Regions from separate parts of the Mus musculus genome. Here region 2 is linked to region 1. Evidence: chromatin contacts called from ENCODE Hi-C or POLR2A ChIA-PET data. All regions are on one chromosome and are shown on one strand. The core of a region is the stretch at or near the end of the contact, and the rest is flanking DNA. Distances in the headings are between cores, read along the strand shown. Region 1 holds the start of Def8 (differentially expressed in FDCP 8). Region 2 holds the start of Gas8 (growth arrest specific 8).

Region 1 (4,490 bases), core at 1,132-3,631:
TAAGGCTGACAGCCTGGTCTACATAGCAAGTTCCGGGACAGTCCAGGCTACACAGAGAAATCCTGTCTTGAAAAACCAACCAATAAAACAAACAAACAAACAAAAAACAAACAAACAAAAACCATAAAATGCCTTCATTTTTCTGTTGGCAGCATGAGCTGCTCAAAACCAGTTGTTCCTTTTCTCTAAAAATTTCTCCTTTGCAGTTAAGACTTCTGCCTAAACAAAAAGCAAAAAACAAACACAGACTTCTGCCTAAGCATTCACACACAGACCGCTTTCTTTTCTATCACCACTGGGACAATCTCCATGGGGTCTGGTATCAGAATTGCTATAACGATAATCTTCATTAATGAAAAATTCCGCCAGGCGTGGTGGCGCACGCCTTTAATCCCAGCACTTGGGAGGCAGAAGCAGGTGGATTTCTGAGTTCAAGGCCAGCCTGGTCTACAGAGTAAATTCCAAGACAACCAGGGCTACACAGAGAAACCCTGCCTCAAAAAAAAAAAAACAAAAACAACAACAAAAAAGGTTTAAGCCCGGCAGTGGTGGCAGGTGGAATTTCTGAGTTCAAGGCCAGCCTGGTCTACAGAGTGAGTTCCAGGACAGCCAGGGCTATACAGAGAAACCCTGTCTGGAAAAAACCAAAAACCAAAAACCAAAAAAAAAAAAAAACCAAAAAAGAATGTATTGGGCTGGACAGAGAGAGATGGCTCAGTGGTTAGGACCACTGACTGTTCTTCTGAAGGTCCTGAGTTCAAATCCCAGCAACCACATGGTGGCTCACAACCGTCCATAATGAGATCTGAAGCCCTCTTCTGTAGTGTCTGAAGACAGCTACAGTGTACTTACATATAATAAATAAATAAATCTTAAAAAAGAAAGAAAGAAAGAAATCAATTGCAGCCCTACTCTCTTGCCCAAGACTGAGCGGAAGGACGAGTGTGTGGTTTGGTAACAACAGAAACTGGGAGTTGCTGCTGGGCAGTCACCGACGCCATGTGGTGACCAGCCCAGTCTAAAGGAACTGGGTGGAGCCCACAGGAGCCCCTTCCAGACGCCTTCTCTGGAAACCTCCCGATGGTTTAGAATATAGTCAGAGGGACAGGGAGACCTTGACCAGAGCTTGCCCTCCACTCTCCTCTGGGCTACCTTTCCCAGGAAAATGGCTCCCTTATGTATGTCCTGACTGGCACTGCCACCACCTGACCAGGAACAAAAGCAAGGAATGAATTAAGCAATGGAGCCATTTAACCCATCTTCCTGGTTTGTCTGGAACCAGTTTGGAGAACCATATTGCTCTTTCAGCTGAGTACGAATAGACAGCACCTCAGCCCAGCCCAGGCTGCAGGAAGCAACAGCCGGCTTTGAGTAGGACCCCATCTCCTATTTCCCCACCAGCCTTACAGAGATCTGCACCCAGAATCCGTGGTTGGCCTCAGGAAAGATACTCAAGAAAGGACAAAAAAAAAAAAAAAAAAAAAGAAAACTGTTCCATCCAGCCCCTGCAGAGGTCTCTCCTAAATCGAATAATAATTACAACTTGACAACTGAAACCCTCAGAGTAAGACCAAGGGTCTGTGGTACATCAGAGGCACTGGGTGAAAGTTCAAGACAGATTATGGTGAATAAGAGCCCGCCTCCGGTGTGTTACTTTAGCCACCAAAAAGTGCTAGTCCAAGGGCCACAGGAGTCCAAAGTACATCCTATTTGCTCACACCCTTAAAAAGGATGGACAGGCAATCCAGGCCAAGCAGGACCAGTGTTAATAATTCTCAACTACCCCAGAAGGCGCAACAAAGCGCACCTCACATTTCTACCCGCTATAACGTGAATTCATTCTGAGGATGCGACTGTCCCCACTGGGGCAGGTCTCTACGACCTTCCTCACCCATTTCATAGTTGTGAAACCGAAGGCTCAGAAAAGCTCAACATAGCAGAAGGCGAGTCCCTGCGGGTCCTTGGGCCGGGAGTCCCATACTCAGGCTCTGAAGCCACCCGGTGATTGGGGGTGGGGGTCGGCATCTGTGGACGCTAAGCTCTGCCCTACGTACTGCGGGGACCAATGAGGTCACCAAGGCCTTGCGCACAGCGGAGAGCCAGCAGGCGGCAGCCGGGAGCTGGACGTCTTGCTTGAGGCCTCTGCCAGTTCTGCACCATGAGTGCGTGGGTCAGAAGCCCGATCCCGGAGTCCGACCAGTGGCGATTGCATGCTGAGATCTGGACCCTCGCCTGCTTTCCCACCAGACCCCCCCGACACCTACAGAGACCGCTTTCTGGCTTACCTGGCTGCCGCTACATTGTACCGGACCGGCTGGCTACACTGTAGTTCGCCGCCGCTGATACACTGTACCGGCTCCTCCGCCCGCTGCTGCCGCCTCCGGCCAGGAGGTTCATGACACCGATTGCCCTGCTGGCTCGCTGGAGCACCTCCAAGTCTCCTGCTTCTGGTCCATAGAGTCCATTACCTTTGCCCTGAGTCTTTTCTCCTGAGTTCCCCCACCCCCACGCCTTAGTAATTGCATTCAAGGGAATGGTTCCACAGTGGTAACCCCTCAATGTCCCCACATCCCCAACACTGACATTCAGCTGTCCCCAGGACACCACCATCGAGACATTTAAGGTGCGTCTCAAGCTCCAAAGGTCCTATCTGAGAAAACAACAATAACACCACACACACACATCACACCACATACACACACACTACACACCACACACTCATACACACGACACACACACGACATACCACATACACACCACACACTCACTATACACACTACACACATACTATACACACCATACACATACACACACACCTCATACACACATGACACACTACATACACACTACACACACCACACACACTACACACACCACACATACACATCACACAACATAACACTACACACACCACACGCACATCAAACCACATACACACACAGAGACATACACACACCACACACCTAACACACCTCTGTCTGATAGTGAATAAATCATTCCCACCTGAGGCCAACCTTCAGTGCGTTCCTGATCACATTCCTTTGTCTGATCTAACTTCCACCGGACTCAGGACCAGCCCTTCTTCCCCACCCCACGGTGACACCACAGCCATGACAGCCTCAGCACCCTCAGACTCCCTCTGCACCTCAAGCCCAGCAGTTGGAGGATCCCAGGGAAGAAGTCTGCCTCAGACTTCACCTCCCAGCTCTCTCACCAGACTTCACCCTCCTTACCCCTAACAGGCCAGGTCCACACTTAGGCCTCTCTGGCTCAGCCTTTAGGATACAGTCTTTCCTAACCACAGCCAAATGTCTCTCCTAATACTTCCTCCTCATCTGTGAGCAGAGATATCGGAGAGGCACTCGTTACTGTCTGATGACTCTCCTCTGACATTTCTACTGACTCTTTGTTCCTCATCCCAAAGGCTAAGAGCTAAAGGCAAGTGTTTTGGATTATTACTTCTGTGCTAGAAGGCCTATACCAGTGCTTGTGATATGAGCCAATATCTGTACTAGCACTGGGCCCTCACCTTCACAGAGAGTCAAGGATGGAGCCACGTCTGCCTGTCTTCATTACTATGAGTCTTGACAGTTTCTCCGTTGATGCAACAGCACTTTTTCTTTTCTTTTCTTTTCTTTTTTTTTTTCTTTTCTTTCTTTTTTTTTTTTTTTTTGGTTTTTCGAGACAGGGTATCCCTGTGTAGCCCAGGCTGTCCTGGAACTCTGTAGACCAGGCTGGCTTCGAACTCAGAAATCCACCTGCCTCTGCCTCCCGAGTGCTGTGATTAAAGGCGTGCGCCACCACGCCCAGCATGCAACAGCACTTTTATTGAGTACAACTATATGCCATGCTCAGGCACATCACCAGAAAATGATCAGGACAAGACTTGAGGAGGCTGCATTGCCCAAGGACCAGACAGACAAGTAGAAAAGGCAAATGGATCAGGTGTGTGCTGAAGGACACAGAGGCTAGTAAGGCGGGGCCTGAGATTAGATAGTGAGGCTGGACGTCTGACTTAAGATTCAAAAGGAAATGAGTTGACACACACTTAGAAAATGACATTTGAAGAATGTGGCATCTTAGTCCCTGTTCTTTTGCTGCGAAGAGACACCATGACCAAGGCAACGGTTACAAAAGAAACCATTTCACTGGGGAATTGCTTATAGTTTCAGAGGCAGGCATGGTGCTAGAGTAGTAGCTAAGCACTTGCATCCTGATTCACAGTTGGAGGCAGAGACAGGGAGACAGACAGATAGACAGACAGACAGACAGACAGGACCTGGCCTGAGCTATTGAGACCTCAAAAACCACCCCGAGGGTAAATACCTCTCAATCATTTCTAAAACAAGTTCTATGCACTAAGTACAAAAAATTCAAATGTATGAACCCTGAGACCATTCCCATTCAAACCACCACAGACAGGAAAGCCTGTAACTCCAACAGTTCAAAGGCAGTGATAGGAATACTGGAAGTTCAAGACAAGGCTTAGC
Region 2 (4,490 bases), core at 1,425-3,924, 76 kb before region 1:
TAAATGAAAGACAGAACACTAATTTTAAAAACTGGGGGTGTGCCGGGCGGTGGTGACGCACGCCTTTAATCCCAGCACTGGGAGGCAGAGGCAGGCAGATTTCTGAGTTTGAGGCCAGCCTGGTCTACAGAGTGAGTTCCAGGACAGCCAGGGCTACACAGAAAAACCCTGCTCGGAAAAACCAAAAAACAAAAACAAAAAAACAAAAAACAAAAAAAACGTGAGTAATTAATCAGACGAAGACAATGTAGTTTTAAGTAAATTGTGTTCCTTTTAAAACTTTCCTTTTTTCTCCTTCTTTTTTTGGTTTTTTGAAACGGTGCCTTTCTATATAGCTTTGGCTGACTCAGAACTCACTATGTAGATTAGACTGGCCTTGAAATTACTGAGATTAATCTACCTGCCTCTGCCTCCCAAGGCAGGCGCCACCACACTTGGCTAAAATCTTCCCCTTTGATATAATGTTTACTGGCAAACAAAGAATGACATATCTGTCTTAACACTTACAAATCAGCTCTGTGACCACTGGGTATATGAAAAGATAAGGATGAAATAAAATGCACAAAGTTTAAAAATACCTATCATATTCGAGGGGTGGGGGGACGCCTTCCAGGTTCCTATTACAAAGTGTCCTCACATGGATACACTGCATTTAAAAGTATGTCATGCCAGGTGAAGTGAGGAAACTACGGGCACGGGATAGACACGTTACGTTTGGACAGACTGAGAGTAGACAGACACACAGATAAGAGTTTCGCCAGCACATCTGCAGCGGTGCCTACCCCACCCTTGAGCCAGGCTCCAAGGGCTGTGCTCACCTGCTCCTTGGTCATGTCCTCTGGTGCGACGCCATCAACAATCGCGGTCCCTTTGGCTTTCCCCTTCTTCCCTTTCTTTTTGGGTGCCTTTGTGTGAAGAAGAGAGGACTGAGTTAAGTACAGGACAACTCTATCTCAGGGTGTCCCTCCTTGATGGACTGACTGCTCACATGGTCAGCTCTACCTCAGGGTGTCCCTCTTTGACTGACTCGGTTCACACAGGCATAAGGGGAAGGAATGCCTGTTTAGAATCTTGACCTTGACTGTTCACACAGTGCTGACTGGAACATTTACCTAGGGGGTATCATTATACTGATCCCTCCCCCCCATTAATATACCAGAGGTGGGGAGGGAGAGAGATCTCATTTGGAGAAGCACTAAGGGGGAAGGGAAGGAGAAAGAAAACACTTCAAACCCATTCACTCCTGGATGTAGGACAAGAATTTCTTTGTTACGGTTAAAAACATTCTTTTGGAGAGATGGCTCAGAGGTTAAGAGCACTGACTGCTCTTCCAGAGGTCCTGAGTTCAATTCCCAGCAACCACATGGTGGCTCACAACCATCTGTAATGGGGTCTGATGCCCTCTTCTGGTGTGTTGGAGGACAGCAGCAGTGTACTCACATATATAAAACAAATCTTACATTAAAAAAAAAAAAAGAAAAACTTATGGGGGGGTGGAGAAGGGGTGTTTTGGGAAAGGCAGCATTTGAGGAGGTAGTGTGGAAACCTAAAAGATAAAAAGAAAAACTTATCTGGGCTTTAAAAAGGAGGGATACACACACACACACACCCGCCCCACCCCACAAGTATACTGGCAACCACGCTTCATAGCCACCACAGAGACACAGAAGACCCTCATCAGCAAGGACCGAGAATAAGCCTTTTGGAGAGACCTCACAGCAATGACCGAATCTGAGGCTTCCTGACTCGTGTCTGCCATTATGAACCCACTTCAGGGAACTCTGGTCTTGAGCACACCGCACACACTGTGTCTGTCTGCAGATGTTCCCAGCAGACACTGCTCACAGGGCCTGCTTTATTCTAGCAGCCTTGACAAGGCCATAAATGCTTGGCGGGAAGATTAAGCAGCAGTTAATATCGGCCATAGTTCCAGGCAGGCAGACGCAGGAAGATGCCACCCCACCAGCTAATGACCCATGCCCTAGCACATCTGCCAAGACACTGCACTACTGACAGCATCTATCTCCTGGGTGGGGCGGGGCATTATGTGAGAAAAATAAAGGAGACAGGGGGCTTCGGCCTTCTTCTTCTCAGGAGCCTGAGATACCCAAGGTGTGTATCCCTGGTCACTCCATGACACTCTGCCCTTGGTAGGGAGGCCTCCGGCCACATGGTACACGCTAGGTTTTCCACCTCCGAGTTCTCGGGGTTTCTCCTGTGCCGGATTCTGCGCCCTGTGGACACTTAATTGACCCCTGAGCCCTTAAGTACTGGTCCCAAGGATCTGACGGACTCAGCTTCTGATTTCTGGACGCCTTGCACACTGGACTCTCAGTCTAGCCAGTGTGATGATCATCCCAGAGAACCTGAATGCAGGCCCCGGCCTCCTGGCCTCCCCAACCGGGACCACACGGAAGAACTGCGCCCAGCTCTCCATTCTAGTAATCCAAAATTGCAGGCCCTCCCAGTCCCGGGGACCCGACCCTCTCCACATTTCTGCACGAAAGCCTCCCAGGTTCTCTGTGCACTGGACACTCCGAGCACAGGCCGACTCACCATGGTGCCAGCAGTCCAGCACTTCCACTAATCCGGGATGGGCGCTGGTCAGAGGAGGCTGCGCGGTCTCCTGGCAACTCCGACTAGATCCCGTGCTGGTTCTCAAATCCTCGCGAGACTATCCTCCAGTTCTCCCCTCCCACCCACCCCCGCCCTAAGGGACCTGGGCAACCGGGAGTGCGTCCCTAACAACGCGCCAGAAGAGCTAGTGTTGCCCTCGGTGTATTGCTGGTCTCTCTCCCACTACAACTTGGGCTACAGAAGAAACCTATTGTGGTTCCTCGGGTTCTCCAGAGTCTACATGGCGGGCGCTCACAAGGAGGAACGGATAAAGAGAAAAGTCTGAATGATTAATCTGCCTCCCAAGCCAAGTTCCCAAATTGGATGCAAATATTGAGCTAAGAGCCCGCTCCTGCGGCCCATCCACCTTGCCCTGCTTGTGAAAATTCCTTCCACATGCTGCTCTGATGAGACTGAACGTGTAAAGCTGGGCTTCCAGAAAGAAAAACGCTAAGGGTGTTATGCCTGCGACCACTGGGGAAGCTGAGAGGAAGACTGCATGCGTTGGAAGCTAGCCTGGGCTACATACCAAAAACCCTGTCTCAAAAAAAAAAAAAAAAAAAAAAAAAAAAAAAAGAAAAAAATGCTGGAGAGATGGCTCAGCGGGTAAGAGCACTGACTGCTCTTCTGAAGGTAGAACCACCCATAATGAGACCTGACGCCCTCTTCTGATGCGTCTGAAGTCAGCTACAGTGTATTTATTTATAATAATAAATAAGCGAGTTGATTGGAGTTGCTTGGAGCAGGGCTGCACCCTGCATAACAACCACATAAAGGCTCACAACCATCTGTACAGCTGCAGTGTATGCACATACATAAAAAGAAAGAGAAACAAAACAAAAGCAAAACAACAACAAAGTGGCTTAGCAGGACAGGGTAAAACAGAAACAGAAGGGACAGCAGGTTATGCTCCTCTGCCTGCTCTGAGGATGAAGATTCCACACCCATAAGTGGATGCAGCAGGAGAGAAAGATTGCTCAGTGGTGGGGATCTGAGGCTCCTAGCAATGAGACTCCCCTGTTTGCTAACCCAACCTCCCAGTGTCCCCTCTCCCAGATTCTTGAAGAATGGCCCGCTGGAAGAACAACACCGGATCCTTGTGAGCATTCTAACAGTGGCTTATTTGTAGTAAATCTTAACAAAAGTCCAACATAGCCGCCACGCTGTTTGCTGTCAGTGAACTTTAAGGCGAGCCCCACTCGCCTGGGAAACTCAAAAGCAGCACCTAGAAGCACCTGAGCACAGTTAGGTCAGCTGTCGAATGCTGTCAGCCGAGAGCTCAGATTGTCAGCCGGAACATACACAGGTGGACTCCGGGTAGCCTGTTTTTTACGGGAGCCTTCCAAGAAAGCTGGATTTCTTTCCTAAAGACCTAGCCTTGGGAGTTGCACTGTCTCACATCTCCCACACTCTACTAGCCAGTGCAGTCACAGGCTCCAACAGCACTGCAGCTAAAAGATCCTGATGGTACGGTTCTGGAAGAAATGGTTCCAGCAGTTTTGGCTTGTTTGTTGAGGCGGAGTCCATGTAGCCAAGGCTGACCTCAAAGCCAGACCATCAGCAAGATCAGAGATGAACATGAACTGCTCCTCCTGCCTCCACCTGTGAAGCATTTGGGACAGGTGTGTAGCACCATGATTGGCTCCCTGACATTTTAACTGCTTTACTATTTTGGAAAGCACAGCCTGCTAATGTCCCAGGTACCTAATAGTGGCCTATGCCCAACCCTCTTTTTCTTTTTTTTTTTTTTAAGATTTATTTATTTTAAGTACACTGTAGCTGTCTTCAGACACCCCAGAAGAAGGCATCAGATCTCATTAGGGATGGTTGTGAGCCACCATGTGGTTGCTGGGATTTGAACTTAGTGCTCTTAA

What was found. Hi-C counts contacts between places; a loop is a spot of excess contacts on that map. ChIA-PET counts read pairs that join two places held with the same protein, here RNA polymerase II (POLR2A).
Region 2: POLR2A ChIA-PET joins it to region 1 with 25 read pairs in Patski. The contact joins the promoter of Gas8 here to the promoter of Def8 in region 1. A Hi-C loop is called at or near these places in 1 of 37 maps with a recorded cell type or tissue (T-helper 2 cell). POLR2A ChIA-PET finds 5 or more read pairs at or near these places in 4 of 5 experiments (Patski and embryonic stem cell).

The regions. Positions count from the first base shown.
Region 1 is chr8:123,440,847-123,445,336 of GRCm38, reverse strand. It overlaps Def8 (differentially expressed in FDCP 8), which reads right to left and starts at 2,381. Exons shown (of 12, transcript NM_054046.5): 1 at 2,286-2,381.
Region 2 is chr8:123,517,019-123,521,508 of GRCm38, reverse strand. Gas8 (growth arrest specific 8) reads right to left here and starts at 2,674. Exons shown (of 11, transcript NM_018855.2): 1 at 2,557-2,674; 2 at 819-905. The coding sequence starts at 2,559. It also overlaps a transcript of Dbndd1 not described here.